Regions from separate parts of the Mus musculus genome. Here region 2 is linked to region 1. A link is a loop called in an ENCODE intact Hi-C map of the cell type or tissue named here. Cell type or tissue: heart. All regions are shown on one strand. Links, peaks and the distances in the headings refer to the core of each region. The heading gives the core; the rest is flanking DNA.

What was found. A loop is a pair of places that touch in the nucleus more often than their neighbours do. Peaks named below come from ENCODE experiments on the same cell type or tissue, not always from the same donor. Only the 100,000 strongest peaks of a DNase experiment are listed, where the experiment ranks them.
Region 2: a loop joins it to region 1, with 2.5 times the contacts of the local background. A loop is called at or near these places in 1 of 42 quality-filtered maps.

Annotation. Positions count from the first base shown.
Region 1 is chr2:4,244,669-4,261,028 of GRCm38, reverse strand. The region is part of intron 1 of Frmd4a (FERM domain containing 4A); the gene reads right to left. Gm39752 (a long non-coding RNA gene) reads right to left here and starts at 13,603. Exons shown (of 2, transcript XR_865942.2): 1 at 12,175-13,603; 2 at 1-12,012. RefSeq lists an enhancer at 7,092-9,010. In heart, for the core only: a CTCF peak has its summit at 7,407; DNase peaks (open chromatin) are centred at 7,488 and 7,968; H3K4me3 peaks cover 284 bases; H3K27ac peaks cover 1,876 bases.
Region 2 is chr2:4,177,503-4,193,862 of GRCm38, reverse strand. All of the region lies in intron 1 of Frmd4a (FERM domain containing 4A), which reads right to left. Among named protein-coding and RNA genes, the nearest start is that of Frmd4a, 33 kb to the right of the region's middle. In heart, for the core only: no CTCF peak of the experiment used is centred there; a DNase peak (open chromatin) is centred at 6,162.

The DNA of each region.
Region 1 (16,360 bases), core at 6,242-8,741:
GGAAGGAGGTCAGAGAGGGGTGTGTATTTGCACAGCACCGTATTAACAGAGAGCTAGAGCCACTGATCCATAATGGCAGAGCATGGCTGATTAGCTGTGCCAAAGGGAGGTCACATCCCAGTGAGCAATTACTTCCGCCTCAGTCAGATCCTTTCAGACATGAGCTCACGGGGCAGGGATGTGCTGAAAGTGCCGTGTAGACTCATAGCCACGTCAGTCATACGGCTTTGTTATCAGCAGAGCCCAGTCCTGCAAATTTTCCCTGGCCAGAAGTCAGAATGCTTTGTTTTCATGTCTCTATTTCCTTAGAGACTTCCCCATAATCCTTTGCCTCACTATCTTCTTCAAATTTAAGCAAATCCCGCCCCCCTCACTTTTCTGGAGGGCTTGCTTTTGTTATATTATCACTCCTATGGCCTAGGAGACCTACTGGACCTTGTAAGCAAGGAGACACTTGCTTTGAATGTTACAGCATCAAAGAGCTCTGTCTGACACTCTGGTCCCTGGGTCCAGCTGTGCTGATTCATTTCTCTGGCTTTGCTGTCTACTCTGTTACTGATGACCCTAGGGGCATCGTCTCTCCTACTGAGCGTGCCCACTGCTCCACCTCAACTCTTGGCCCATGAAGATATGCACTGATTTCTCTTCCTATAATTCTTTTCTATGACTGACACAGACACTCTCGTTTCTCTAACCAAGTGGAAGCACTTAGCAAGTGCTTACTTATTCCTCCTTAGTGCAAAGAAAAGCTAAACTTTGTTTTTAAGCAGAGATCTATACTGGAGTCTGCTACAGATCCTGTGCCCTGCATGGATCTGACATTGTCTACACTGAAAGGGGGCAGGCCGTTCAGCCCTCTGCAAGCTCCCATGTGGCGGCAGAGGAGGACTTCAGGTGCCCTACTCTGTCACTTTCTGTCATGTTCCTTTGAAACAGGGGCTCTCACTGATCCTGGAACTATGCTGGTGGCCAGCAAGCCCCAGGAATCCCCCACATTGTCATGGTCACAGGTGTGTATAACCATGCCTGGTATTTTACATGGCTGCTGAGATCCAAATTCAGGCCCCAATGCTCGTATGGTAAGCACTCTTACCGCTAAACCATGTCTCCAAGCCCAGCCTTCCTTTATAAAAGGTTACTTTCCTTAGGTATTTGTTGCAGCAATGAGAAACTAAGTAACTCATCTGCTTGTATTTTATGATATTTCAATTTTTTTCAGTCTTAAATATCAAATTCTAAAGAACAAATAGTACTCTCCCCAAACTCACAGCCCATGGAAGCCAGTGGAACCTCCTGGTCTTGTGCTATGGTTCATTCACATGCAAGCAGGCATTTTAAAGATTTTGCTAAACTCATTCCTGCTTCTCCATGTCTTCGAGTGAAAAAAAATTTCTTGACAGACTCTGCTCTCTGCCTATTAAACAATTAAAAGGTACTGATCAGAGAGCTGGACTAGACATGAACTGTCTGCTATGTGAGCCTCAGGACCAGAGTTCAATTCCCCAGTGTCCACTTAAAACACTAAGCACAGTGGTACAGGTCTGTGCTTTTGTGCTGGAGAAGATATACCACTGCTGGTCTAGCCCTGGAACTTGTTAGCTAAACAGCATAGCTGAATTGTCGAGCTCCTGGGTCAGTGAGAGAACCTGTCTCAAAAAGTCAGGTGGAGAGTGAGCAAGGAAGATACTTAGCACTGACCTCATGAGCACGCAAATCAGCGGATGGAGTGCAAGGCGTAGGGAATCTCTTTGTGCTTTAAATTTCTTACTATAAGATACGTAAGTCATGACTGGTGGTACAGGCCAATAGTCTTAGCTAATGGGTTGGCTGAAGTAGGAGGTTTGCAAGTTCAAGACTAGCCTGAGCTAGAGAAGGTCCAGGGCAAGTCTGAGCAACTGTGAAAAGTACAAGAGCCTGTGAGGAGCCGCCCTTGCAATCGCCATTACAAGATGGCGCTGATATCCGGTGTTCTAACTAGTAAACCAGTAGTCTGCGCATGTGCTGGGTTATTTTTCCATGCCTTGTGCCCTGCCTGTCCCGTGGCGTTATCTGGGCTAATGGTGAGCAGCTAATCAGGAGCTGACATGTCTCCAACCGCTCTTTGTGGGTTATAAAAGGACTGAGTTTCCTGTATTCGAGGTCTTCCTGATAAGTAAGCAATAAAGCTTTGCCGTAGAAGGATCTGGTTGTCCGAGTGTGTTTTGCTGACGAAACATTACAAGGACAAGAAGAGCCAAGGCAGGGACACAGTGGTAGAAGGGTGCGTGCTTAGTGTATGCAAGACTCTGGGTTCAATCCTTAATCCATAAACAATTTAACAAAAAACTTCACTATAATGTATGGTATGTGATATAAATGTGAGGTGCAGAAGATGTCCTAAAACATACCTAGAGTCTAAAGATGTTTTTATAGAGCAGACACCCATGTGACCTGCACACAGATGACAAAGGTTGCAACAGATACTGGAGGCATTCCACATGCCTGATCCAGATGAAAATCCTTCCCTTTCGCCAGCCTGGTCTTCCCCACCACCATCTTTTGTGATAAGCCTTCTCTTGATGTTGGGTATGGTTTTCCCACCTGCACGTAACAGTCCTAGAGAACATTAGCCATGGACTTTAGAGCCACATAGACGCAGCTAGGCCCCCACCCTTGTTGTAAAAGCATCATCTCAAAGGGCTCATCTTTCAGAGAATCTCTAGTCTCAGCAGTAAAGTGCAGCTCAGGCTATCCAGTGTGCATGACTACAGTAAAAATGTAGAGCAGGCCATCCAGGGCCAGTCCCCAGGGTTGGAGAGAGAGGAAGCTCCGAGCTGGGGTTGTACAGAGAAGGCACTGGCTGTGTTAGTCTTCTTCCTCACTCCTTCCCTGCTTGGCCCCACTAGAACCTGTTTTGGAAATTTTGTTGTAAAATCACTTCTCTATCCTCTACTCTTAACTCTTCTGTTGTTCACACACACACACACACACACACACACACACACACACACACACACACACACACCACTAAATAAAAGAATACATTTTTTTAAAGATATTGCTGATATAGTTTGAATACAATTGTCACAGGCATCTCCGGAGTAGCAAGTGAATTTTTATGATTCTATTTGGCATTATTAAATCTGGCAGACTATGCTTTGTCACTAAACCTTGACATCTTAGTCAGGAGATTGGCATGCTCTATATCTCCTTTGGCTTATCATAGCTAAGAATCAGCAAATGATAAAAAACTGCAAGCTGTCTTCAGTCAGGCTCAGGAGAGGGGGCCTCAGAGAGCTTTGCAATCAAATTATCTGCTTCTGGATCAGAAGAAATTTTGGTATGCATATCATCATGATAAATTTCTAGACTTGCAGTTATTTGCCTCTTGGTTGTGGCAAAGTAGAGAATAGATACCTATCTGACTTTTCAAATGCCAAGCAACACACAGGCCATTCTCAATTAAAGGAGAGCCTCAGACAGGTTATGTGTACTCTTTCCTCAACATATCTCAACAGAGATGTGTCTCAGCTTCTTTACCTGGGAGCTGATTTGTGAGAATATGGCATGTTGACAAATGCAAAATAATAATAATAAGTGATGTGCTCTGTGGGAAGTTTGCATTCTTGCAATAACTCAGGAATTTTTTAAGACAAAAGAGACAGGAATCTAAGAAGACAAAAGTCAACGAGGAGACGCCTGTAAAGTAACTCATTGGGTAAAGGAACTTGCCTGAGTGTCATTCCAAGACCTATGGATAGGTGAGAACCATCTCCTTAAAGTTTTCCCCTGACCTCCACACAGGCACGCGCATACACATACAACTAAGTTTATGCACGATAAATAAAGTGTGATAGAAATGTTGAAATCAATGGCTAATGTGACAATTGAAGACAAAAGATCCCTTCCCACGGACTGTGTATTTATAGCCTTGTCTCTTGTGTGAAATGTCCATTTGTTTGGAATCAAATCCAGTCTGCTGGCCTGAACTAATAGATGTGATTTTAGCCAATCAACCAATCAATCATCAATCTCACCCAGAATTAAAGACTAGCTTTGGTCAGGGATATTATAAATATTTACACATGATCAAAACTTCCATTTACTCCCCTCTGCCCTTGCCTGGAATCTCACATAAATAAATTGTCCTCTGAAAATTCAGATTTTGAATGTCTACTCCCCAGGGTGGTTGCATTTGGAGACAGGACTTCTAAGAAAATAGCGAGACTTAAACAAGATCTGAAGAGTGGGCTCTGATCTACTGGGATGAGTGTCCTTAGTGGGCTAGTTTGAAGGCAATTTGGTAAAAGCTCGAGACATTTGGGGAGTGGAAACATCAATTAAGAAAATGCCTTAACCAGGTTTCTCTGTGACCAAGCCTGTGGTGCATTTTCTTAAATAGTGACTGAAAGGGAGGGTTCAGCTCATTGTAGGTAGTGCCATCCCTGGACTAGTGGTCCTAGGTGCTATAGGAAAGTTGGCTGAGCAAGCCATGAGGAGCAAGCCTGTAAGCAGTACCTCTCCATGGTCTCTGCCTCAGCTTCTTGATACAGGTTCCTACCCTGCTTAAGTCCCTACAGTGACTTCCTCTAATGATAGACTGTGATGTGGAAATATGAGTGACACCCAAGTTGGTTTTGCTCATGGTGTTTCATCACAGAAACAGAAGCCCTAACTCAGACATGCTCTGTAGGAGGGAAACTCTTGGGCACTCTTTTCTCTCTCTCCTCTCTCACGAAGCAGGGCCATGGAAGCACAAAACAAGCCATTGAGCCTCATTAAGCTAAGGTGAGACGCCTAAGTGGAGTCGCGTGATGAAGAACCTTGAGTTGAGACTCTGCAGTGTCTAGAGCTCTAGTCTGTGGTGGGTTTTCATGGCAGCTGGAACAGGCTAAGACATGACTGTTCTGCATATTCAGCTGAGTGGTTTATGAATGGAAGTTCCCAAGAACTTCTCCTCATTGCTCTCCATCCTCAACATAGCCTCAACATAGCCTCTAGTTCAGAGGTTCTCAACCTGTGAGTCGAACAACCCTTTCACAGGGGTTGCCGAAGACCATCGCAAAACACAGGTGTTTACATTATGATTCATAACAGTAACAAAATCACAGTCATAAAGTAGCAACAAAAATAACTTTATGGTTGGGGGTCACCACAGCATGAGGAACTGGATTAAAGGGTCGCAGGATATGCAGGCTTAAGGAGTACCACTTTAGCTCAATCTGGCTCTTGTCTAGAATCAAATGATGGTATTTTTTGGATAACACAAGATAGTGACCATCTTTTTTTTTTTTTAATGTATTCCATACCAGACACTCTTCTGTGTTGATCAATTTAATAATTCTAGCTCTGGGAACCAGATGCCACTATTATTACCTCTGTTTTGTAGTTGAGGAGTCAGAGACATGGTAGGTTATGCAGCAACTAGAGATTACTCAGTAGTACATGTAGAGAGGATTCCTAGCCTGCATAGGCTGCAGAATCTATGCCTTTATCCAGTGTGATGACCTCCCTCCTGGATTAAGCAGTAGCTGACACTGATGACACTCTTCCCTTAGGGAAAGACACTAAGTGACTTGCACGAATTAACGTACTTAGTACCTAACTCCATGAAGTAGGTAGGGTCTAGACTATTATGATGTCCAATGTGGCATAGTGAAAACTCACAGCACAGTTAGGTTGAGGCCTCAAAACATGGAGCCAGGGACCATGGACTGAATGCTCTGACCCCTTGAGGCAAAATCCATTGTCTCTCCTACAAGTGTTTTGTCACAGCTGTACAACAGCAACTAACATGTGCACCTACACAAGTGTCATTGGATGCTATCTGCATGCTTTTAGAGGTCGGCTTCAGAATGCCCAATGTCAAACAATGAGGAAATGACCATCTCATGACCAGAGTCAGAGCTCAGCTGTAGTTGACTCAGGGATGGTTGACTGAGTTCATCATCTAAGACTCAGTCCATTCTGTGACTCCTCAATGTAGGCTGCATCCTGAGGCAGGCAGTAAGAAGCCTGCAGAAGCGAGGTGGCTGATATAGCCCTGACATTGTATTAAGAGAAGAAATGCATATTTCCTCTTTCCCTGACAGCATTTTTCACAGTAACACTAGCAGACAGTATGATTTATACATAGGAAAGGGAGATGCATCATGCAGTCAATGAATATTTCCATTCCTCAAAATAAATATGTTCTTTTAATTATTTTGATATAACAGCACATTGGGCTGTCTCCTGAGTGCTATGGTGAGTATGTGTTGTACTTGAATAACTACTGGATATAGATGAAAGTCACTTTTTGGCACTTCAAGACCGAGGCAAGAGTCTGGAGCTGTGATTCTAGTCTGTGTTCCCACCACTGGTGAGGCCCTGGCAGGATTGTGGGCTCAAGCTGACCTCATCAGTAGAAGGCAGAGGTTTCCCATGCTCATCCTTCTCTTGGTGATGATGTTGGGTTGATCTTATTATCTCTGGATAGTTCACAGATATGGAAATTAAGGCTCAGAGCGTATAATGGACATATCCCAAATTTAAGTTTATTTATTTAAATTTAACTGTGATGATGCTAATGTTCTTTCTACGGCACCGCAAAAGACCACATCTGGTGAGGATGTCCAGAAAGCAGAACCCTGACTTACGACTAGTGGGGCTGCAAAATAGTTAAATCACTGTGGAAATCAGAATAGAAGTCTCAAAACACTAAACACATAACCACGAAGTGGCCCAGCTGTACTGCTCCTGGGTATCACCCAGAGGCCTATATGTTTTACGACAGATAAGCCAGCATGCCTTGCTCACTATTGCATTACAGTAAAGGAATGTCTAACAACAGATGAATGGAGAAAAAGTCTTATGATACCTACACACAATGGAATTTTGTTTAGCTGTGAAAGAAAAAATGACATTATAATATTTGCAGCAAAATGAGTAGAAGTGGGCACTACTATATTAAGTGAAATATCTCAGATCTAAAATGATGAATACTGCATATTTTTTTTCATATGTGGCTCCTGCATTTGAGAGAGAGAGAGAACTAGAAAAGGAACCAGATGTCTTTAGCTAGAGGTAGGGGGTGGTAAGAAAAAATATAACAGAATTTATAGACTTGGAAAAGGAAGGAGAATTGGTAGGGGGTGGGGGCAGGGGCAGGGGCAGGGGCAGGGGTAGGGGCAGGGGCAGGGGCAGGGGCAGGGGCAGGGGCAGGGGCAGGGGCAGGGGCAGGGGTGGGCAGGGTCCCAAAGAAGGGAGAAGGGACGAGAAGCAATAAAAAGCAATGTATGCAGAGCTTATGTAAGGCCCGTTATTGTGTTTACCAGTTTAAGAGAAAGATAATAATAAAACAATGTCAACTAAAACAAAGATCCTATGTCCTATACTTGAAGCACATAGTGTCATTTAAAGGCCCTCCCTGCAGTTCTTTGGGAAGCCACCAGGGTTCAGCTGAACATGGGTCAGAGTTCTCTGCCATCTGCATAGTATCCCATCACACAGGCTCGCCTGGGGGTTTCACAGACTCCCAGCTGGCATGTGTTCTCCAGACTATGTATTCTAACCCCTGAGGATTATCTATTGGCCTCAGCAGAGAAGACACCACGGCCCAGATATGAGCGTGGGGGTCTCCTGTTACAGATATGCCATTAAAATCCTGCCGGGGCTTGGGAAGCACACTAAAAACTAAGAATCTAAAATAGACATTTTACAGCTTCCCTGAGACTTTTGAGCCTAACTGAGCAGTTTAAAAGCTTAAGAGCAGCATTGTATCAGCCGAGGGATTTGAAAAATCAAGTCAGGTTCTTCCTGCTACTTAACTCAGTGCCAAACATAATGATTTTGCAATCAAAAGCTCACAAGCAATTTTGCCAGGAAGCGCTCACTGACGGAATCCTCTTTGTTTCTCCTAAGGTGGCTGGGAGCTGGGGTACAACAGTGGCTGAGTGTGTTGCCCTTGTAAAATATGACTCACAAGCATTTACAGAAGAGATATTGAGCCCCTAAAAATAGGTTGTTTTTATATTGGCGTTTTCCCTAGCTACAGCCTCGCTGAAAGAATGCGTGTCCCCAGCTCCACTCTCCCTTCATGGAGCTGTTTAAATGACTTGTTGTTATGGTCACTTCCTGTAGCGTCTGAAATATTTCTCCTTGTAAAACCCTATCACAAGTCATGCAAACACTATCACAAGTCCCTCCACCTTACATTGCTATGGTCATCTGAACAGGCTTGGGACAATATATATTCTTGCACAATCACAAAGCATAATCTTCTTGCAGGAATTTTAAAGGCACTTTATTGGGACCAGCTGGTGAACTTTGGGCCTCAGAAAACCGTGTCTATTTTGAGCATGGAGGAGATAGTTCATTTGTTGCATTGCTGGCAGAGGCAAGTTAAGAATACAAGGCTGCAGTAGTTGGACTAGCTCCTATCAATGCTCCCACGCATATGGGGACTACTATGTTGCTTATAAACATTTCATCCATGCTGCCTAACTTGCAGGAGAGGGAATGCCACTTCCACCCAGTCAGGGGACTCCTGGGAGCTGTGCTTCTTTAAACCTGTCGCTGTGTCTTGTTGGACAGTGGTTGCCTTTCCTCCAGCTGTGAGACTTTCAGGGTGGAGGCCGTCATATAGGCGTTGGCACTTTTTAAATGAGATTTCCAAGACCAAGATAGGTAGGGAGCCACTTGAGTCCTCCAACTTAAGTAGGAAAACGTCCTGAAGAAATGACCACAATCAAATGCTAAATAGTATCTGGGAAATGGCCCAGCCAATACAGTTCTTGTAGCATAAGCATGGGGACCTGTGCTGAACCCTCAGAAGCCACCTTCTTTTAAAAAATCCTGTTATTATGGTATGTGCTTGTAATCACAGCCCTCAGGTGGTGGAGAGAGGTGAGTCTCTGGGTTTCCTGGTCAGCCATTGTAGTCAAATTAGCAAGCTTTGGGTTAGCCAAGGTGGAGGGTACCAGAGGAACAACACTAAAGGCTGACATCTGACTTCTTGCACACACTTGCACATGCACTCCACGGACACATATGCACTCCACCACAAATATGTAAATACATACCAACATTCAAAAAGCTCCATAAACAAGCATACATACATAAGCATACATAAGCATGGCCTAACCGTGCTTAACTTTATGAAACAAAGAAGCAGTATGTCATGAAAGAAGACAGAAATGTACTTTGCTCCTCTGGATGTCCGCTGGCACAGAACCAAGGTCTGAATAAATAAAAAGAGGGAGTTGTAATGCTTTCTTACCCATATAATGGCTTAGTGGTGACCATAGTCCTAGCTCCCAGTTTCCCTTGCTAACATCGCCAGAAGAAGGTGTATATGTGAGTGTCTGTGTGACTATGTGCTTATGTGTGTGTGTGTGTGTGTGTGTGTGTGTGGTGAGCAGTGCCATCTGACAGGTCTATCTTTTGCACGTGGACCACAACAGCAGGGGTTGGAAACAACATATATGCTTTCAGAAGACAAAGTCAGAGTTGCCTGGCTCTGGTCACCTGAGGCAGAGGGGATTCATCTTAGCAGGGAAAACTGCTCTAGGAGTTGGTGGGAAGCTATGTGCTTCTGCCCAGTTTCTCTAACAATTGACTATGGCGGCAGGCAACTGTGGCCACTTGGAATGGGAAGATGTGCATTTGCACCTGTGAGTTCTAGAGCCTAAGACCAAGGGTCTGGCTGAACATGGCTCACATAGGTTCTCAGTATTTGTGAAGAAGCAAGCAGGTGATTCCAGCAAGACTGCACTAGGAAAGTTCTCTTCCAGCCCAAATAGCTACTCTATCGCAATGTTTCTCTATATGTCACCCTGCACTAGACGTTTATTTTAACCCACCCAACAGCGTGCTTTTTCGGGTCATCTTTTAGAGTGTCAATATGCAGATGCCTTAGCAGGAATGGGGGACAATGTCATGAAATCGACCTTTCCGATTTGATTTCCAGTAAAAAGCAGAGGCTCAGGCCCCTGTTAGAAGAAAGGACTATGTGCCATTTCTCTGCTGGCTTGCTGAGATGTTATACCACTTACCTAAGGGGGATGTGTGGGAGGATGGCCCAGTTTGAACAAGAAATGATACTATGGGGATGGGGGATGATGGCTCAGTGGTTAAGAGCATACATTCTTCTGACAGGGCATGTGAGCCTGGTTCCCCGCATCCGTGTGAGGTGCCTCACAAACCCATCAATTCCCATCTGGCACCTGCCCAACCCCCCACACAGAGACACACATATACAACCCCCCACACAGAGACACACATATACAACCCCCCACACAGAGACACACATATACAACCCCCCACACAGAGACACACATATATGCACAACTGAAAACAATAAAATAAATGTGTTTTTTTTAAAAAAAAGTCAATACATATTAAATCCCTAACATTTATTTGTCTCTATTAATTGTGCACTTTCTCATACAAGCGGTGTGAAGAAAACATTATTGCAATTTGGGAAAGCATTAATTATTTATTACTTAGTGTTATCAGTTTCCCTATATCGTTCATTATACTTGCATTTTGGCCCAGCCTTGGACTGTGTTAACCATATGTAGAGCTCTTAGCCTTTGGGGAATCTGAAAAAGTTTTGGGAGGTTGTAAGGAATTTCAGCTTTTCTCATAGGAATTAGTTAAATTGTACAGAAACAAAAATACCTTTTATGTACTATTATTTATGTGTATATTAGCTCAAACTTCTCAGGCATATATTACCGTGAACTCTTATGTAGAATTATGCTCATTCACACATTAATGGATTAGTTTTATTAGGGTTAATGGGACTGGTTTGCTGGGTTTTGTCCTCACCCCAGGCTAAGTAGTAGGAGGGGAGGAAATTGTCTCTTTTAGTCAGTTGTATCTATTCAAAACGTCTTAAGTGATCTGTGGCTGTATTATCCTCTGGTGTCAAAGTACATTCCTATTGTTCTTTGTCCCCAGAGGCTCTCTGTCTCTAGGGCCTCCAACTTAACCTCGGCTCCCCAACTGCTGTGTAGACAGAGAATGGTGTTAGTGATTTGTGTTTCTGTAGTTCTGGGAAAGCGTCAATTGGCCACTCTGTGATATGCTGGGGGCGTTAAGCACTTAGACTCGGGTCATACCAATTACAATGTGAGTTCTACTGCTAGTTCCTGTAGGGAGGGGCAGTGAGCTCTGCACCTGGGTGCAGTCGATGACAGAGTCTACTGAATCCACTGGCCCATCTCTAGCCATGCAGCTGGTTCTGCCACACAGGGTCGTATCTTAGCCAGGGACAGCCTGACAGTCTTCACAGAAGCTTGGCTCTTCATGCCTATTTCCCTGGAAGAGGTTTTCCAGGTTATACCAGGGTCCTCAAGAGACCCTGCCCTCCAGCTGCAGGGTCAGGTGGTTCCTTGATACTGTGCTGGGGTCCCATGAGACAGTTTTCACTAGTCCCTGACGATATAAGAAAGGTGGAAACAGCTGTAACGTTAAGGTAATACTTACTCTAAAGGTTGTAGTAAAATATATTGTTTTAACTGTGCATGTTAAATTTGTTAACATAAAATGACAGTAATGTCGGGGACACCCTCCCTTCCCCACTCTAGATAATCCCCTTTCAAAGTTAAGTCAGTTTCAAAAAATTAAAAAAATAATCGATGTTGGTGATTCTTCAGTAGCTGTTCTCTGATAAAAACTGAAACGAGTGTCACTGATGGACCAACGCAAACGTTGTGGTCTGGACCTGGAAATCCTCCCAAAGGCTAAGGCTTGGTCCATAGGTCAGCTATGCTCCTAAGTGGGGCTCATAAGAAGTGACTGGACATGAGGGCTGGGACCTTAATGATAGATTAGCCCATTGATTGATTCCTAATTTGATGGTCTGTTGTGGAGTAATTGACACTCGGGAAGTAGGGCTTGGTTAAAGGGGGTGTGCTCTTGCCCTTGGTCTTTTCCCTGTGCTCTTACTTTGTCTCTTGCCTTCTGTGAGGTAAGCTGCTTCTCTCTGGCACATATTTCCTACCATGATGTTCTGTACAGAAGCAACAGGTACCATGACCGAAGCCTCTGAAACAAGATAAATCTTTTCTCCATAAAAATGACACTTTGTTATTTTCTCACAGGAAAGGAAAGCTGCCTCACATTGCAGACCCCTCTTAAAGGGAAAGAGCCCACATCCTTGTATATGTGTACCCTCTTGCTTGTGACTTGACATTCCCTACTACTCACCACCATTTGCTAAGAAGACATGTTCAGAGCTCGTGTTTTCACAAGCTAGTTACGTGCAAATTCGAGGGTGATACAGTCTGACTTGAATCTACAGGATTGGAAGGGGAGGGCGGGTAAAGCAGGAATGGGAGAGAGGGAAATGAGGGGGAGGGGAAAGAGAGGAACAATTAAAACCAAGTGTGAATGAAAATCAACAAGGGAACATGCAACCTTATAAGCTAATTAAACATAAAAGTAGCATGGAGATCATGCCTGGTACGATGTCTTCTAAATATTCATCTTTACATCCACAGATTAGTGCGTTTAAAGCCCGCGTCAGAGATGCTTCTTATGCACGGAATGAGGTTACTACAGAGGCTCACAACTGGCCAAGGTGCAAAGACTAAGCAATAGCAGAGTGCACAGTCTTAGGTGGACAACTATATCACATCCTCTTCTGCCAAGGCAGGGACCACTGCAGAAGATGTGGTAGAAAGACTGCGAGACCCAGAGGTCACATTGAACTGCTACAGAGCAGTGTCTTCTGGACAGTGCCTTTGTGCTCAATAACGTACAGCAGGTGCAGTTGCCCACAGAAGAGCTGCATAAGACCCAGTCAGTCAAAATTCCACTATGGATGGGGGAGGAGCTTGCGAAGCTCTGTGTCTGAGGACCTAATGGCAGTAGATGACTACTCAAGGGGAGTCCGTTTCCTTCAGGGTCGTGGCCCTTGCTCTGTGTCTGTGCACACCGAGGAAATACCAGTTGGACTCAGTGGCATGTCTTTTTGTTAAAGGACCTGGATGTGGGGGGCAGATACTTGGTGACGGGTCTGAGAAGAATCATAGGAGGAGAACAGTGGTGGGTATTGTCAAAGTGCATTATATACACGTATAAATTTCTCAAATAATAAGTAAAAACACATTTTTACAAAGATATAGGCCACTTGAACGAGAACATCGACTTAACTATAGAAAACATAAAATAGCCAAAGCAAAGCCCAGCGCCACTGACTGCCTGACACATGTTCACTCATTCTCTCCCGCTTCCTTTCCCTCCCTCTCTTTCCTATCTTCCACTTTCTCTGTTTACTGTAGCTGCCAAGGGCTCTATGAGTGAGGCATGGTCCAGAGCAATAGAGCAGCATGATCAGGGGAGATGATGTGAGTGATGGACAGACAGGGAGGGACAACAGGAAGAGAGTGTACAGTCTTAGAATCTAGTTACCACTATTATACATTTGAAACACTTGAAGGCTACTTAGAAAAAGGAAATTATACAATCAATTTTACTTTAAAAGCTTAGATTTGTTTTTCTATTTACCAATTTCTACAATGAAATGTTTAAAATTGTCTAGGTTGTAACATCTATAATACTTCCATTAAAAACATTTCTTTATTGTTAAAAAAAAAAGGACTTATAAATGTTAAAAACAAAACTAGAAGCTCAAGTCCAAGTGGATCAAGGACCTTCATATAAAACCAGATACACTGAATCTAATAGAAGAGAAATTGGGGAAAACCTCAAACACATGGGCACAGGGGAAACATTCCTGAACAGAACACCAATGGCTTGTGCTCTAAGATCAAGAATTGACAAATGGGACCTCATAAGACTGAAAAGCTTTTGTAAGGCAAAGGACACTGTCAATGGGACAAAACAGCAACCAACAGATTGGTAAAAGATCTTTTCCAATCCTACTTCTGATAGAGGGCTAATATTCAATGTATACAAAGAACTCACCCTATTAAAAAATGGGGAACAGAGCTAAACAGAATTCTCAACCAAGGAAACTCAAAGGGCTCAGAAACACCTAAAGAAATGTTCAGTATCCTTAGCCATCAGGGAAATACAAATCAAAACTACCCTAAGATTCTACCTCACAGCAGTCAGAATGGCTAAAACTCAGGTGACAGCAGATGTTGGTGAGGATGTGGAGAAAAAGGGAAACTCCTCCATTGCTGGTGGGATTGCAAGCTGGTACAAACACCCTGGAAATCAGTTTGGCAGTTCCTCAGAAAATTGGGCATAGTACTACTGGAAGATCCAGTAATACCACTCCTGGGCATATACCCAGAAGATGTTCCAACTTGTAATAAGGACACATGCTGTACTATGTTCATAGCAGCCTTATTTATAATAGCTGGAAGCTGGAAGCAACCCAGATGTCCCACAACAGAGGAATGGATACAGAAAATGAGGTACATTTACACAATAGAGTACTACTCAGGTATTAAAAGCAATGACTTCATGAAATTCGTAGGCAAATAGATGGATCTTGAGAATATCATCCTGAGTGAGGTGACTCAGTCACAAAGGAAAAAACATGGTATGTACTCACTGATACATGGATACTAGCCAAAAAGTTGGGAATATCTAAGATTCAATTCACAGACCTTATGAAGCCTAAGAAGAAGGAAGACCAAAGTGTGGATGCTTCAGTACTTTTTAGAAGGGGGAACAAAATGCTCACAGGAGGAAATATGGAGACAAACTGTGGAGCAGAGACTGAAGGAAAGGCCATCCAGAGACTGCTCCACCTGGGGATCCATCTAATATATAGCCACCAAACCAGGATGCTATTGTGGATGCCCGGAAGAGCTTGCTAATAGAAGACTGATATGGCTGTCTCTTGAGAGGTTCTGCCAGAGCCTGACCAATATAGAGGAGGAAGCTTGCAGCCAACCATTGGACTGAGTTTGGAGGTCCCCGATTGAGGAGATGGAGAAGGGATTGAATGAGCTGAGGGGGTTTGCAGCCCCCATGGAGGGAGCAACGGTGTCAACAGGTCAGGACCCCCCTCCCCAAGGCTCTTGGGGACTGTACTACCAACCAAAGAATACACATGGAGTGACCCATGGCGCTGGTCACATATGTGGCAGAAGATGGCCTTGTTGGACATCAGTGGGAGGAGAGGCCCTTGGGCCTGAATGTGTTCAATGCCCCAGTATAGGGGAATGCCAGGGCGAGAGGATGGGTGAGTGGGTAGAGGAGCACCCTCATAGAGGCAGAGGGAAGGGGGATGGGATGAGGGGTTTCCAAAGAGGAGAACTGGAAAGGGGAAAACATTTGAAATGTAAATAAAGAAAATATCCAAGAAAAAAGAAAACAAATGTTGATGAGACTGTAAACTAAATAAAATACTTAAACCCTGTCCAACAAACAAACAAACAAGTACATAGTTTACTTTAATAGGAGCCCCTGTGCAAACCCTGCTCATTCACAGAACATAGGGAAAAAAACTTGGCATAAGATGAATTATTATAGCGGTGCAGTGTCACATGCTTTTAATCCCAGTCCTTGGGAGACTTTTGAGGGCAGCCTGGTCTACTGAGCAAGTTCCAGATCAGCCAGGGCTACACACACACACACACACACACACACACACACACACACACACACACACACAAACCCTTGTCTGGAAACAAAACAAAAAGGTGAATTTATTGTAAAGAAAGAAAGAGAGAAAATGGAAACATTTTTCCTCATACATTCCAATAAAGTATGGTAATTTCCACCATATGAAAGAACTTCACGGGGAAGCCAAGTTTAGAAGGAAGAGCTGCTTTGGATTAGAAAACATTTTCAAATTAGGAGATGAAGAGATGCGAATGGTAAGGGGAAAAAAAAAACCCACAAGCATCAAATTACTTTTGTCGTGGAGCTTAATCCTTTGGAGGTGGAAGAGTGAGGTCTGGGTGCAGTGGTTCAGAGTAAGGTGATAATAGAGCAGAGAGAACCACTCTATGGTGCAAAATGCTTTACTTAATTGGCATCTTCTCCAAGTGTGGGACACGTGAGAACGAGGTTTGGTGGGAAGATTGGATACGGTGTATATATAAGCAGATACCTGGATGAAGTGGGAGTTGGTGGCTAGGATAAAGTGAGGGACGAAAGACTGAGGTGTTAGAAAAGAGTTCTTCCCTGTTTTGCATAGTTACTTATTTAATTCTGTGACTGCCACAAAGCACTAAGGACCACAACCAACTTTTAATAAGCCTTCAGTAAATGTTGATGTAGGTACCTGAGATTCTGTCCAGTAGACACAGGTTTATGAGAACAACACTATTAAATCAAAATTCTCTTGGGAAGGCTCAATCAATCATCCATCCATTCATTATGATGACCGTTTAATAAGGCTGCTTTCTTCTGGATATCTAGTAGAGATCAACTGAACAATGGGAGGTTGGCGGCAAAGTCAGAGATG
Region 2 (16,360 bases), core at 4,957-7,456, 66 kb after region 1:
CTTTTTTCTATCTAAGATCCTCCTTCTCTCAGCCATTAATAAACATCTGTTGAATGGATACATGAGTGCATGACTGAATAAGTGGATCTTGTTCATTATTCAGCAAATTATTAATTCATCGAATGGATAAGTGAACAACTGAGTGCCAATCACTTGCAGCCAACTGTAGCCTTGATTGCCGGTTGCTCAGTAGCCCTCCCTGAGCATGGATTTCCACCTTCCCTTTTGCTTAGTACTGGTGGCGGCGCATGAAGGGAGACCTGGGGACTAGGTCTAGTTTGATGGTGAAGAAAGCTCTTCTGACTGATTGATTTTATATGTATGAGGGGAAAAAAACCATTTTATGAACCCACTAAAATAAAGGGTTTGTCTATTACAGTATCTGCTACTGGCTTAGCTAGCACACAGTTCTTCTAGCTGACATCTGTGCTTCTGGGCTATAGTCCCTTTCTATGGGGCAGGGCACAATGCCTAAACAGGGCAGCTCTCCTTTCTCTCCATCTGGGAAGTTGTGAGACATAAGGACAGTTTTCCTGGTATCATTTTGCATTGAAAGAGCCTAGATTAGTGGCTCTTACCCTTTATAGAATCTCCTGGGGATATTTTAAACTTAAAAATATATAATATAGATATTTTTTCTGCATGTCTGTCTGTGTACTACATGTATGCCTGGTGCCTATGGGTCTTATTAGAACACAAGTTCTGGTCCAGTTGTTCTAGTTGGGTCCCAAGATACCTGTCTAGCAGATCTTAGATAACACACTTCCATGCAAAGGTCACATGCTAAGGACCAAAGTGTGTACTTGGGAGCCATCCAGCTTAGCTGGCCACTTAAGCTACATCATCTTGAACAAGCTACCTCACCTACCAGTTCCTTGGTTTATTCATCAGTTAAATGGAGCTGAAAGCACTCTCCCTTTAGAGGGTAGTTATAAAAGTGTAGTTGATGTATATATGACCGTTGTGGGTACAAAATAAGTTTGTTATGTCAACCATAAGCCTTGTACTATTACAGTGTGTGAGTGTGGCTACCATTAGAAGAGAGACCAGACGTTAGCCCAAAACCCATCTGAACTCTCTGCCTGAATTACTGCATCTATTCGACTCCATTGTCTCTCATTGTTGCATAGAAGTCAAGGTCCTTCCTAGCTTCTGAGATTAAACAAGATAATCCAAAGAAAGCCCCATACATCACACAACTATAAGGGTAACTACTTCAAAAAGAAATAACAGCAAGCCTGACTTCAGGCAGATTCCTTCATGGTTTTGTTCTGTTATAAAACAACACCAACGTTATACAACTTTCAGAAGTTACCAAACCGGAAGCAGAACCTAGCAATAGAACCTTATTTGAAATATGCCACCAGCTGGAGAGCAAGCGTCTAATGTAGGAACCTATGGGGGACATTTCACATTCAAATCAAACTGAACACGCACTTGGACCATTTTATTATAATCCATAATACAACCCACTGACTATGCTCTGTCTCTCTTAGGAAGACTGAGGCATGCTTTGTGGACCTTGGTTCTGAGCAAATCTATAAACTGAAGGCTAGGAACTTATACCAGAGTTTCCCTGGAACATGAGCAGTGTTAGTCTCTGGACACAGAATTCTGAATCTTCCCTGTGATCAGACATCACTTTCTCATCTTGGAGGCTCCTGGCTGTTTTATTGAAGTTTAATGAAACCAGGCAGTGTCATCTAGTGAGACCAGAATTAGGAGACCTAAGTTGGGTCTCTACTTTCCCCTAAACCTTTTTTGTGATTGAATCTGTCTATCTATCTGTCTGCCTGTCCATCTATCTATCTGTCTGTCTATCTTCTATCATCTATCTATACATACACATACATGCATGCATATGTACATACGTACGTACATACATACATACATACATACATGTTTTAAGTTCTTAGGGCTCTTCCTACCTCACTTCCCCAAATGCTCAGATTACATGTATGCACCACCACATCGTTTGTGATTTTATTTTATTATTACGTTTTAATATGTGTGCATCATGCATGCATGCATGCATGCATGCCTGAGTATGTAGACGCAGGGAGTGGTTACAGGACAACTTGCAGGAGTCAGTTCTCTCCTTCCAAAACGTGTGTGTTGCGGGGATAAAACTCAAGTTGCTAGAACTGGTCTCAAGTAACTTTACCTACAGAGCCATCTTCACTGGCCCTCTCTTGTGACTTTAGACACAATAATTACAGTACTGGATACTGAATATTTTTTTTCTCAGTGCCAGGTACTGTGATCCTTGTTTGAGCTATAATTGTTCTGCAAAGTTGCTGTGTTCCCCACTTTGCAGAAGAGAAAACTGAGGCTTGATGTATAGTAAGCAATGGGACCAGGTTGTGACTACAGATCACCAAACAGCACTCTCTCTAACAGGAGGTTCTGATTCCCCCTAGATTTCTTGTTTTAATTGCACATGATTCTCTTGGTGGCTCATGGTGCAGTCCAGGATATTTTGAATGTTCTCATTGACTGCATCCAGAGGACAGGAAGGACATGCAAGGATCCCTCTGATCCTGTGCATCTTTCAGAGCAAGTGTGTGGTGGGCTGCTTCCCAGCGTCCCCTTCACAAACGAGGAGGGAGAAAGTGAAGTTAATGGGGCAGCTCAGCTATGACCAGGGATACAATGGAAGTAATCAAGTCTGGGGCTGGGGGATGGTTGCCATGACACTGCAGAGCATCCTCCATGACTGCTGCCTAGGAATATTTCCTTCCTGATGGATGACAAGTTGTCTCGCTTTTCTTGTAAGCAAATGTGGTAACAATATTAAACAATTACGAGTAGTGTCCACTGGCTGCTTCTCCATTGCTTTGGAAATGGTATTTTAGAGCTCCCGAACCAATTGTTCAACTATTGACAAGGAAGATGGGACAGTATATTCTCTTCACCCAAAGACAAAAGATAAGTGATCTCCTCCAGGAAATTTAAGCACACGACCACACTAACAGTCTGAGGTTTGCACAGGCCCAATTTTATACCTCATAATCTCACTGGGGACCAGCAAGATTAAAAGTCCTTGTCTCCCAAGGACCGACACATCACACACAAATAGTAATGTAAAAGGCTTACGGGATGAACTCTTTAAGCACTGCAATCACTAGACGAAGGCATAATCAGGATGAGAAGAGCTGCTAAGGTGAATATTTTCCCTGCTTCATGGTTCAAATGCAGCTTTCCTGCCAAGTGTGACTATCTGACCTTTACAATGCTATGGCCCCAACAAATCAAGCAAGTATTAATCTATCTCTCACTGCAGTAAATCAACAGTTTACCACAAGACATGCCATCGCACACGCTCACCCACCCACACACCAGCAAAGGCACACCACAACTTGGGCTATCTCAGAGCTTGCAGGCCTGGGAGGAGGTGGGGGAAACAGTAGTAAATAAAACACTACTGCCACAAGCAAGTCTGTGGTAAACAGAGCCACCAGTGTCCAGCACAGGGCCACAGAGGCAAGCACAAGGCAGAGGTGAGTCTCCACTCTAATTTATGGCATTGAGGATAGTGGAATGGCCCATGAAAGACTTGAGAGGAGTTTCACTTCTTCCAGTGTTTTCCAGCTCAGTCATAGGAACCTCCATCCATTTACACACACGTCCAAGCCAGAAACCTACATCTTTTTGAGACAAATGTCTTTCTTATTCTGAGTATCATCCCCACCCTCCCCAGGGCCTGTTGGCCTTTTCCTCCTTTCTTGGGAGTCTGTATACTCTGTCTGTTCCTCCCATGTCTTCACTGCACAGTGGCCTCCAGTAGCCTTGTTTACTACCAAGATCAGGAGAACTATTTCTAAGCTCTTCCTAGTCCTAGGCAGTAAGGGGGAATTCTTCCTTGCTCTGGGGAAGCTACATGGGAAGGGGCTTTAGAGGGTCACCATGAGAGGTCCTAATACTGCAGGCGTGTCCAATGTTTTGACATTGCAATCCTATGCTGTCATCTATAAAATCTGGGCTTCCAAATTGTGCAACTATGTTATAAAAACAAGCAAGCAAGCAAACAAACAAAAATAATAAAAACTAAAACAACAAAAACAAAAAACACCAAACCAAACAAAGGAACAAACAAACAAAGAATCCCCCCAAATCAACTGCAACAAAAACTACAATGTTTGAAGTAAGTGTGTGATTTTTGTGTTCTGTCACATACAAAACAGTCCTGACGCACTTGAGGCCTATGCATCACAAGTCCACTCCAGACTACATTTGAGGAGAAGCCTGGAGTCAAGCACCCAGGTTTATTTCCTGGCTGAGAGTCTTGACTTCTCTGTTTCTCCTTTGTCTCATCTGGTAAGCAACATGATGAGAAAGCCTGACTGCCTCTATGTCCTTCACCCCTGGATGAATTACCTTTCAGCCCTTTGACTTAGAATCTGCTTCTCCCAGCCTTGCCACATTCTGATAGCACTGTTCATTGTTGCTTCAATGGTCCTGTTTCTCTCTACACATCTCTAGTCAAAACATTGTCCCCTTAAGAATAATACCGTGTTCCTATGATTGGAATCAAACCCCACCTCCACAAATCTAAGATCCTTTCTCTAAAAAGTTTACTTCCTGGCTGGAGGAATGGCTCAGCAGAAAGAGCACTTACTGCTTTTGCTGAAGACCAAGGTTCAGTTTCTAGCATCTACTTGGGTAGCTTACAATCACATGAGGCTCCAGTTTTAGGGGCTCCAATGCCCTCTTCTAGTCTCCATGGATATCTGCGCACTTATGGTGCACATAAAGTCATGTAGGCGTACACACATACATATAAATAAAGAATTTTTTGAAAGCTTACTTCAATTAACCCTCAACTGTTGTACTTTGTCAATTTCCCTATCATTTCTTATACTTTGATTCTTTGTTATAAATCCTTATAGATACAGGCATGATTTCTCCTTTTCATTTTAAGGAGATGTTGTTGAGAGCAAGCCTCATTTACCCCCATATCCAAAGAGTCCAGAGTTCTCAAATGTGATGCAAATTTTGGTGTGTTTCTCCTGTGATAGTAAAATAAATTTGCTTGCTAGCACACATCTTTGCCCAGCATATTGTTGCCTAGCAAATATTCAATAGAAGGTTTTTAGTCTTTGGACACAATGTCCTGTGTGCTACTGCAGATATATCTGCTAGTTGTGCAGAGGAAATGCATGGTGTGTTGACTACAAAGCATTGTGTGCATAGTAAGCAGTCGCATTATGTCACTGTCATCATGGCTGCCATCACTAATGACATGTCTGCAGTCCTCCCTTCACCTCACTCCACTCTGTGTGCCTCTCATTCCCCATCACTGGGTCAGGAGGTCAGATGAGATAAAGACCTTAAAGAACTGCTGAGTGCCTGCACAAGTCAGCTGGTCCCGGGGAGATCTAAGACTGTGTGATGTGTTTTGCTTTTTACTTGTGAGAAAGCCTCCTGGTAAGTGTGTCCAGCCACAGTGGGGGTGCTTCCCCACCAAGGATATGTTTGTTCCCCCTCCAAGGGCTTCTCTGAACCCAGAACTTGTGTAACAAGGATTCAGCCGAGTCAGCCCCAGGGCCTGTCTTCTTTACCTGCTTTCTCTACCATGGTGAACTGCTGAGAATTGGTTCATTACTGTGAATCTAGTTAACAGCATGAACCAAGGCAAGGGAGTGTTGTTTTTTTCTTTAATCACTTGATTTAAATCAGTAAAACAAAGTAGAACAAAACAGCCCTCTGAGAGCCTCAGGAGATGCTTACTGATGTAAAATTACTAATAATTTATATCAAGAACATTATTATTATGACACAATCTGTAGGACACAGCCTACACTTTATCAGTTCAAAACTGGGACAATACCAGAGGAGAATTAGCTCACAGGGCAGAAATTTGACTTTAACAATGTCCCATCAGGAAGGAGAATTCCCTGGGGGCCTGTATGCTGGGCAGGTTGGTTTTTATAGATAGATGGTTTTCTCCTGGGAGTAGAATCATCCCGACACCCATGCCAGGGGACTCTTGCAGGTCCTGCTGAGGCCACTGGCTCTGTGTCCTACGGATGGGTGAACATGCTTCTATTCTCTATTTTCAGTGCTCCTGGGAAACATCCAGAGTCTAAGAGGAAGTATGACCTCTGGATATTAATAGCTTCCATTAGCACTCGACAGAAAGAAGCCAGTCTTTGATATCTGAAGCTGGCAAACCTCCCTGCCCACATGCTGCCAAATTTTCCATCTTGTGGGCACCTGGTAGCTAGCTTCTCATGGATGAAGCTGTGCGAACACATTCTTTCCCCTCCTTCCACAGGATAGCCTACCCCTTGTTCTGTTGTTGTGACCCAGGGGTGGTCTTTGGCCATAGCCTCCTCACACTCTTTCAGGCTGTAGTCTTACCACTGGGTCTAGCCACCTGGTTCCTGGCTTGCCTTCTCTTCAGAGCACCTTTCCCTTCCCTGAGACCCTGGACATGCACAGAGGTTGATGGAACATATTCACTTTGTTGTGACCAATATTTCTTTTATCTCTAACTGCTTGTCCCAGAAACCTTCTGTTCTTATCTTTCTAATAGTTGATGACCATTTGTCCTCTGACATACTATGTATAGGTTTCTCTATGAAGACTATTGTTTTGTTTTATGCTATGCTATGCTATGCTATGCTATGCTATGCTATGCTATGCTATGCTATTCTTCATATGGTTTGAACTGAGGCTTAATCATAGGGCTTGCACATTTTAAGCAAACACTCAACCACTGGGCTCTATCTTCAGCCCTCTTTTCACTTTTCATCTTGAGACAGGGTCTCACTAAATGACACGGGATGACCTAGAACTCAATCTGCAGCCCAGGCAGGTTTTGCATTTGTGATTCCCCTGCCTCAGCCTCTGTCATAGCTGAAGTTCAGACCTGCATCATGAGGGCTGTTATTGTTTCTTTCTTAGAGTTTTGTTTTCATTTGTTTGACTCTGAAATGTTGTCCAAAGCTTCCTGCTCTGCAGCTGGTGGCAGGCACTATGTGCGAGGTTCTGGAGGCTTTAGGGGTGGAGCTTAGTTGGAGAACGTCTAACACTGTAGCTGGGTCCTTTGCCCTGGATTTTCCCTGCGGCTATTTTCTGTTCCATATCTGCTGTGATGTGAACAGTGATCCTCGCCATACATCTCTGCAACTGTGACACCTGCTCAAGTGCATGCAGCTTTTCAGCCACAGCCTGAGCCTTCCACAACTGTGAGCTGAAATCATCTTTCCTGATTTAAATAAGTTCTACTGGGTAGTTTTGTCCCAGCAGAGTGACAACTGCAATAGCTAAGTTTGCACATAGCTTCGATGACTGTCTTGGTTAGGGTTTTACTGCTGTGAGCAGACACCATGACCAAGGCAAGTCTTATAAAGGACAACATTTAATTGGGGCTGGCTTACAGGCACAGAGGTTTAGTCCATTATCATCAAGGCAGAAACATGTCGAGCATCCAGGCAGGCATGGTACAGGAGGAACTGAGATTCTACATCTTCATCTGCTAGCAGAATACTGACTTCTAGAAAGCTAAGATGAGGGTCTTAAAGCCCATGCCCACAGTGACACACCTACTCCAACATGGCCACACCTCCTAATAGTACCACTCCCTGGGTCAAGCATATTCCAACCATGACAATAATCAACCACTAGGCATTGCATACATACATGCACAAGTATGTGTATATTTTTGGTTTCTGAGATCCAATCTTTCTAAGTTAGAATGCAACCTTCAATTTGATTTTGATGTGCCAAGGTAAAAATCAAAAAACCCTCACTTTGTATGTCTGGCTCTGTGGAGGGGGAGTGTGGATCTTTTCTTTCAGAAAGAGTTGGCAATGCTAGGGAGTTATTGGTACCTGCTGTTACTGGTACTGATGTGCCATTAGCCTCTAACTGTAGTATGTGCTATGCATCCCAATCACAAAATCCCCAACTTAAGCATTTGCTAGAACAAAGGAAATGATTAACTATGGGGTCCTCAGACTTCCCTCTGATCATTGTATTTAAAACACTACAGTGAGCGATAACACAGGAGGATGGGAGGCAGGGGTGAGTTGAAACCTTTGTCTGATGGGGAGAAGCCATTAGATTAGCTAGAAAGAGACAACAGCAGAGGGACAGGGGACCTTCTGGGGCCTTTGCCAGTTCCCGAAACCACTGCCCCACCCACTCTGTCATCTCCTCTATGTAGTGGCTCCTTTGGGTCATCTTGGCCTCAATACTCAGCCTTAATGATGAAATCCAGCTCAGTGTGACTTTGTGAAACAGACTCAAATGATGTACAAGGCAGTCTCATGTAAGATTGTAGCTGTCCCTGGGCTTGCTGGCTCAATCTTTCCTAGCAGATATCTGAGGTCCTCAACTGAGACCTTGCTTGACCCATCTGTCAGTCTATTTTGAGAAATTCGGACTTGGGGGAATACATGGTTCAACACCTTTGCTCTGGAGACAGAAGGGAATATGATTCTGAGCCTCTGGCTACACAGGGCCAATTTCTGTAGTCCACTGACCCAAAACACCATGCCTTTCTTCCCTGCAGGGCTTATAAGATGCCCTTGTTGAGATTGAGGTTGTTGAAATCACGCGTGTCTGGCCTTTTCTTTTAACCATAATAATAACCTCTTAGCTTCTGCTCCAAACACACCCCTCCCCCGTCTACAGCCCTGACTGAAGACCTCTGCTTGGTTGTGGGTTACCCTTTAGTCTGCAGCCACACAGGCAATTTCCCTGACCAGTGGGGCGCAAAACTCAAACACACATTCAATGTGGGAGTTCTCCAAGCACCTTTCAACCGTTTTCGTGTTGTTCATCAAGCAGACCAGGAAATGCCGAAGAAAACAGAGAGCGGAGCAATGCACTGGGAGTAGCAGATGGGGATGGATATGAGGCTGAGTTTACCTCTTAAAACCCAGAAGAGACAGTTCTGCCAGCTTTGGTGGCCTCTTCATGGGCAGCTGGGGAATTTGCAAAGATTTTGTCAGGGAAAACAAAGGAGAGAACATTAGAAACAGCAGGTTTGAGGTCTTTGCTATAGTTCCCTATTCCTCTCCTCTGAATGTTTTTGGGTGGTGGGACATTTACACGTAAACATAAGCCAGAAGGCTTGCAGTTATTTGGAGAGCTCAGAGCCAGTTGGAGGGAATGTCAGATATAAACCCAGTTGTGGGAGGACCTTCCAAATCCCAGACCTCCCCTTTGAATCTCATTCTGCCTTGCCCCACTATAACCTGACCAACAGGAGCCCAGTTCTGACATGGCTTTGGGCTGATCTGGGAACAATACATTTCCTTATAGCATTAGATCCCCAAGCTGTCCCCGTTCTTTGTAAGAAGACAGTCCTACAGTGCCCTCTGGCCCTCAGCAGGAAGGTTGGGATAAGAAGGAGAAAAATCTGCACAATTTTGAGATAGTTAATTCTTATTGAACTTCAGAAGGTTTGGTTCAAGATGTAGAGGTGGCAGGCTGTGCTTGGTTGACAACACGGATGTCATCTTAGCAGAAAACAGGTGTGTTGATGTATCCGAGGAAGATGGAAGCTTGTCAAGGGGTTTTTGAAACATTTTACTTGGGGATTGAAGCATCTAAGCAAAAAGATCACTTTATTTTTAAGTCCAGGGTCTTAAAACCGAATAGAGAAAGAAACAGTAAAAAAACAGTGATTGAGAATGTAACAGTGAGGTTGGAGTTCCATCACAGACAGAAAAGCACACATGGGTTCTTCATGTCTGGCCAGATGTCTCTTAACATTTAGGCAGCTCAGATTACAGGTAAGAGCACTGACTGCTCTTCTGGAGGTTCTGAGTTCAAATCTCAGCAACCACATGGTGGCTCACAACCATCCATAATGAGATCTGATGCCCTCTTCTGGTGTGTCTGAAGACAGCTACAGTGTACTTACATATAATAAATAAATAAATCTTTAAAAAAAAAAGAAAAATAAATCTCTCTTAATCAGCATTGAAAATTCATAGATCTGATAAATTTCAAGCTCTCAGAGATGTATCAGGTGTCAGAAATGATCGGTGGATGCTGCGTTTCCCTCCCTAAAGCTGGTCCTGAACCTCACACAACTCTGATTCGTCTGGCTGTCCTGAGATCTTTTGATGAATCTTTGAAAGCCAGTTTTGAATGTTCATAATTAATTAGAAGACAAGTGTGAGACAGTGTGGCAAAATTTTGTATAGCTAACAAGATTATTCCAACATCCCAGACAGGAAATGTCCACCTCCCCAGCATGAAACTCTCTCAGGACTGATACTATTCTCATATCTCCCTTCAGTAACTGTTACCTCATGACAATTCCAACTCAACCAGGGCTAGACACTAAATGAAGTCACCTGGGTCTGCTTCCTGACCTCCCTAAGCTACCACACAAGGGCACAGTTTCCTAAAGACACATTTTTGGCCTTGTTTCACATCAATTGAAATAGAATAACTATATTTGAACCTTTATACATTAAAAACCATCTTTTATGCAGGGATTTCTTCCCTATGCTCTGTGGAAGGATATATTCCAATTCTGAGACAAGATACACACAATACTTGTGGGCACATGAGCTTATGGGCTGTGCTTTTAAATCCATCATGAACTGCATGTGTTTTGAAGTTATGAAGAGAGTCAAAAGGGTTTTGCATTTGACTGAACAGAGGCCTCCTTGGTATCTCCCTCTCTTCCTTCCTTTCCTACTGAGACTTCTTTATTTTGTACTTCTTTATTTTTGCTTTGTGACTTGAAAGCTATCAGGACATAATGATTTCAACATAAATTGTTTGCTTAATATGAGTCTTAAAGTGATTAAAGTTGGGTAGAGGCACATGGTAATTCACACTATGCAGCCCAGAAGAATCTATTGTCATAAAACAGAGACATTCTACAGATGGCCCCTCCCCATCTTCTCCCATTCCTAGCCTTGATTTCTCTTCAGTAATCATCAATTGTGTGTGCATGTTTTCTCCTTCTGAATGCACGAGAGTGTATTTTCCTTACTTCTTGATCCTCTGATTTTATTTCTATGTATTTTGGTAATTCTTCTTCTTCTTCTTCTTCTTCTTCTTCTTCTTCTTCTTCTTCTTCTTCTTCTTCTTCTTCTTCTTCTTCTTCTTCTTCTTCTTCTTCTTCTTCTTCTTCTTCTTCTTCTTCTCCTTCTCCTCCTCCTCCTCCTCCTCCTCCTCCTCCTCCTCCTCCTCCTCCTCCTCTTCCTCCTCCTCCTCTCTCTCTCTCTCTCTCTCTCTCTCTCTCTCTCTCTCATACACACACACACACACACACACACACACACACACACACACACACACACAAATGGGCTTATTTTAAGTACTAAGTGTCTTTTTTTCTAAGAAGCATTTTGGAGCTGGGGATGTCAGAATACTCTGAACAGAGTTACTTCATAAACAACCCTGTACGCTCTTGTGCTCTTCAAGACAAGAGGCCACTGTGGGGTAGCTCCAACTCACACACAACAAACAAACAAACAAACAAACAAACAAACAAATTATTATGTGTTGTGCTGTTCATTGGTAATCCCAGCACCAGGGAGTCAGAGACAGGGTCCCTGGGGCTGGCTGGTTAGCCAGTTTAGCTGAATTAGTGACCTCCATGTCAGCAAACTCCCTGTCTTTTTTTTTTTTTTTTTAAGAACAGTGTCCTGTAGAGTGACAGTTGAGGTTGACCTGTGGTTTCCACATACACATACATGTGTTGTACCCTTCACATGAAGACATACATTCTCTCTCTCTCTCTCTCTCTCTCTCTCTCTCTCTCTCTCTCTCTCTCTCCCTCTCTCTCTCTCACACACACAGACAGACAGACAGACAGAGAAGAGGAAGGTGCCATGAGGGAGAGGGACCATGAGCCAGTAGAAGCAGCAAGTATTTGGGGTAAACCGCTGGGGAAGTAGTCAGTTCAGCAGATAGAAAAGTAGATTAGGGGTCACCCACAGGAATTGACAAAGCCAAATAAAATAACCATAATTTGAGACTCATTCATCTGTAAGCTAGACAGGGGTAAGTTTGAATTGGATCAACTGCAAAGACCACTTCAGTAACCCAGCAGATAAATTGAGATCCCAGAAGATTTAGAATCGATTGGAAAATGAATTGCTGTGTTTCCAACTAGCACTGATCCATGAAGGAACTGATAAACCCGTTCATTCATCCAGGAGTATTTATTGGCCACTTTCATTGTGACTAGCGCCTAGTCATATGCTAATAACACTAAAATGTTCAGCAAAACATTTCAGAGCATGGTGAACAGGGGAATTAGCTAATTCCAACTTCCTGTAAATATGAAGATGTATTTCTAGTTACATAGTAAGGTCTTATGGCCATCACTGCAAAATTAGTAATTCAATCTACATTGTTATTTTTCTGATGCTGCCAGAAATCAAGAAATTTTAACCTACTCACCATTGTTCTGAGCCGTGAGTTTGTCTGTTTTTTTTTTTTTTTTTTTTGTCTATTAACATGTTTGTTATTACCTTGTTGGCATTGTGATTACATACAAATAGCAAGAACAGGAAGACACAGACAACATCTAAGGAAATTTGAAATTTGGTAGTCAAAGACTAGGTATGATTGTGGTGGGAAATCAGAGCTGTGCTCACCATGGCATAAACAGCATCCTCCACTTCTTAAGTGGGTCATCTTAAAAATGGCCAAAATTGTATACTGAGCAGTGGGAGTTTCATTTTGTTTTTCTCAAATGATCATGAAAACTAAAAAACCAAACAAACAAAACAAAAAATAAACCAAAAACCAAAAACAACCTATCAACTAGTGCTTTTTACAAGAGATTGTTACGCTGAGCTTCTTGGTAAGCAGTCCTGGTCCAATCTAGAACATGATGATATCCACATTTCTGTGATTGTCCTACACATCCTGTAATCTGTTGCTTTGGCCTCTAATGTGTGTCATGTTCTATCAAACACTTTAGAAATAACATCCCATTGTGTTCCTTTCTATTTGTGCTAAATTGTATGACTGTATATTTTGGAGGGCATCTAAATGTAAGACTCCAGGATGCATAGACAGTATGAGGGAAATCTGTTTTTACAAAGAAGGGGCATCTGGCATCCCTCGGGCAGTATTATGTAGTACTCACTACAACCTGTAAGATGAATATGGTCAGCATCCTTAACACCGACAAGGATCATTGACCTGTACATGTCTTTTGTCCTAAGCATCAACCCTTCTATTTGAGACTTTCCTCCTTTCTCTTTTTGGTACTTTAATTATCTTGAGTTGATTTCCTCAGTCTGTCTTAGAACTGTCCATCTGTGGTCCAGTTTCCCTCTCTGTGTCCATACAAGGAAAGTAAAGACCATTGCATTATATTTATTAACCCTTTAATAACAGATAAGATGCTGTTGCTCCACTCAGCCCAGTGTATGTGTGTGTACATTCAGATATGTATATATGTATCTCTATCTATCTATCTATCTATCTATCTATCTATCTATCTATCTATCTATCTACAAGACTAGAAGTCTAAAGGAACAAGAAATTTGTCATTATCTTTTTCAGATAAAAGGCGGTTCTGGGAGTACTGAGGTCTGGCCAGAAGCCTGAGGCCACATGACAGGTACTGCATGGCAGGGACTCTGTCTACAGGATAATGGGAAAGACAATGAGTATGTATCTGAAGAGCTTTGTTTAGAATGAGAAGACAGATCCTGACATAAATGCCAAGGAGAAAGAAGAACGTGGAGTCAGGGAATGGAGATTAGGCAAGATTTCTGCACTTAGGTGATAGTACTAATTTTATCGGGTGCCTATGGCCCTGAACATGGGTAGAGAATTTGCTTGTAAAGCCTCCACCCAGAAGACGTAAGTGAAGACAAAGAAGTGTAGTGAATAGTCTGTATGTCCCAAAACTGTATGGTTATGTTGGGAGTGGCATCTGAGTTCCATAGCGGCAGAGGAAGGAGTAAGAGGAGGAAATGAGGGGGAGGACAAAAAGGAGGAGGAGAGGGAGGAGGGAGAGGAGGAGAAGGAGGAGGAGGAGGAGGAGGAGGAGGAGGAGTGCAGCAGCAGCTATTTATCATTATTTCATAAGAAAATGACCTGGACACATGGTACAACCTCCACACCAATAGTCCTCTGCTCAGCCTGTCCCTGTCACTCCCTGTTCGTTAGGTGACAGTCTCAGCCCAGGAACCACGCCCAGCATTTTCATCCTGCTTTGCCCTTTGGCACAAAACACCCTTCCTCATCCCTCCATCCAATGATGAGGTTCCAGCTAGTCCCCTCTGAAGCTGGGCCCAACCCACCAGGTTTCTTGTCCCAGGTATCCTTCCTGGGTACTAACCTAGGTCTTCTCCTCCTCTCTTCTACCCACAGGCCACTGCAACTGCAGGTCACTAATGGCTTCCATCCTCTCCAACATTTTATAACAGCTGCTTCCACTTCCTTCTCCACAATGTTTCCCACCATGAACTTGGTCAAATTTAGAGAGTGATATGAGAGAGACAGACAGAGAGAGAGAGAGAGAGAGAGAGAGAGAGAGAGAGAGAGAGAGAGAGAGATTCACATATACTACCAGTAGTTACTTATCTTTGGATCCTGCTATAGAAACAGAATTCAATAAAGGTTGATTGGCCAAATAAAATCTTACTTCCCTTTAAATATCACAAAGCATGTATTTTCTCTAACATACCATGTTCAAATAAAGGAAGAGTTATAAAAGAAGCTGGGTGACTGGCTTTTAACAGGATCAATACTATATGATAAAGTCTGTGTTACAGACAGGAGCATTACAAGAAATGAACAACAGTATTTTAAAGCAAAACTGCTTCGAAAAGAAAATATTTAGTTTTAACTGGAATTTTCCACTCTTTCATTAAATCCCTTGAGTGTGTTTTCTTTCTGTCTGCTGTAATGGTTATTCAAGACATGCACATCATTTATGTACACGGGCTGATGATCATCTGTAAACCGTTGAGCCCAGGTTTTCTAAGCGGAGTGAGCTGTTAAGGGAAACTGTCAAGTGATTTAAGTAAAAATCTGACTGAGGAAAACGCTGACCATTCAAAAGGTACAGTCTCATGGTGGCTGCCTCTCAGAGTGTACTGTCAAAACTCCAGAAAACACCTAAAAGAATTAAGAGAGACCATAGCATCAAGCTCTGTGCCCTTAGCTGGAAATCTGCGCTGGGATGTGGATTTGAAGGATTTGCCTAGAATACACACACCAAAAGCAATGCTTAGATTTTCCTAAGCATCTAAGATATTATGACCTGGGAAGGCATCTTAGATGTTACTCTAGTGTCCTCATTTACCAAAAATGGGTGTGGGGGGTGGGGTGGGAGAGCGTTCTATAGATAGGCAAAGACAAGCACTTTCAGCTAGGTAGTATTTTAATAGTCAATTTAAAAAAAGCCAACCCTCCTAAAATGTATAGACTTGCACTTTTTCCTACAGTTGGCTGCCAGCACATTGTTTCTGCAATGCAAATAGCGCCCAGGGATGGGATGATGGCTTCGGCGGCTTCGTCAGTAATGTGCCCACTATGCAAGCATGAGGACCTGAGTAGATTCCCAGGAGCCATGTAAAACAAGGCGCACAGGATCACATGTTTAAAAGCCCTGTGATGGAGATCAAAGAGAGGAGAATCCTGGAGCTCTCTGGCCTGCCAGTCAAGTCAAACTAGTGAGCTCTAGGGTCAGTTAGAGACATGTCTCAAAACATAAGCTGGAGAGCGATTGAAGACATTCAGTGTGGACCTCCAGGTAATATACACTCATATAGCCACACCTGCATGAACACGTGTGCATGTGTACACACAAAACGAAGACAACACACACACATGCACATTAAAAAAAAACCCAAGCTTGATTTAAAAAAATGGACATAAGATTTGAACAGATACTTAGCTAAAGAGAACATACAAGTGGCCAATCAAACATTAAAAAATAAGCAACACCATGAATCACTGGGAAGATGCAAACCAAAGCCACAATGGGCTACTACCTCATAGCTATTAGGAAGGCTATGACAGAAATGAAAAAAAATAAATAAATAAAAACACTATCCTGCAAGGATGTGGAGAAATTGGAAAACATGTTCTCTTTTAGTGGGAATATAATGTGCTATAAGAAATAAATGGTGGTTCATTAAAAAGGCAAACCAAAAAATTGAAAAAAGAATTTCCTTATAATCTGGCAATTTGCATATATTTCCCAAAGTTGAAAGTAGGAGCTTATGGGGACATTTGTCTATACATGTTCATAGCACCATTGTTTCTACAGCCAAAGCACAGAAGCAGCCCAAGTGTTCCCCCATCATGGGTGAGTAAAACAAAATCCTATATGCAAATGATAGACTACTATTCACATTGACAGGGAAGGGGAATCTGGCATATACCACCAAGTGAATGAGCCTTG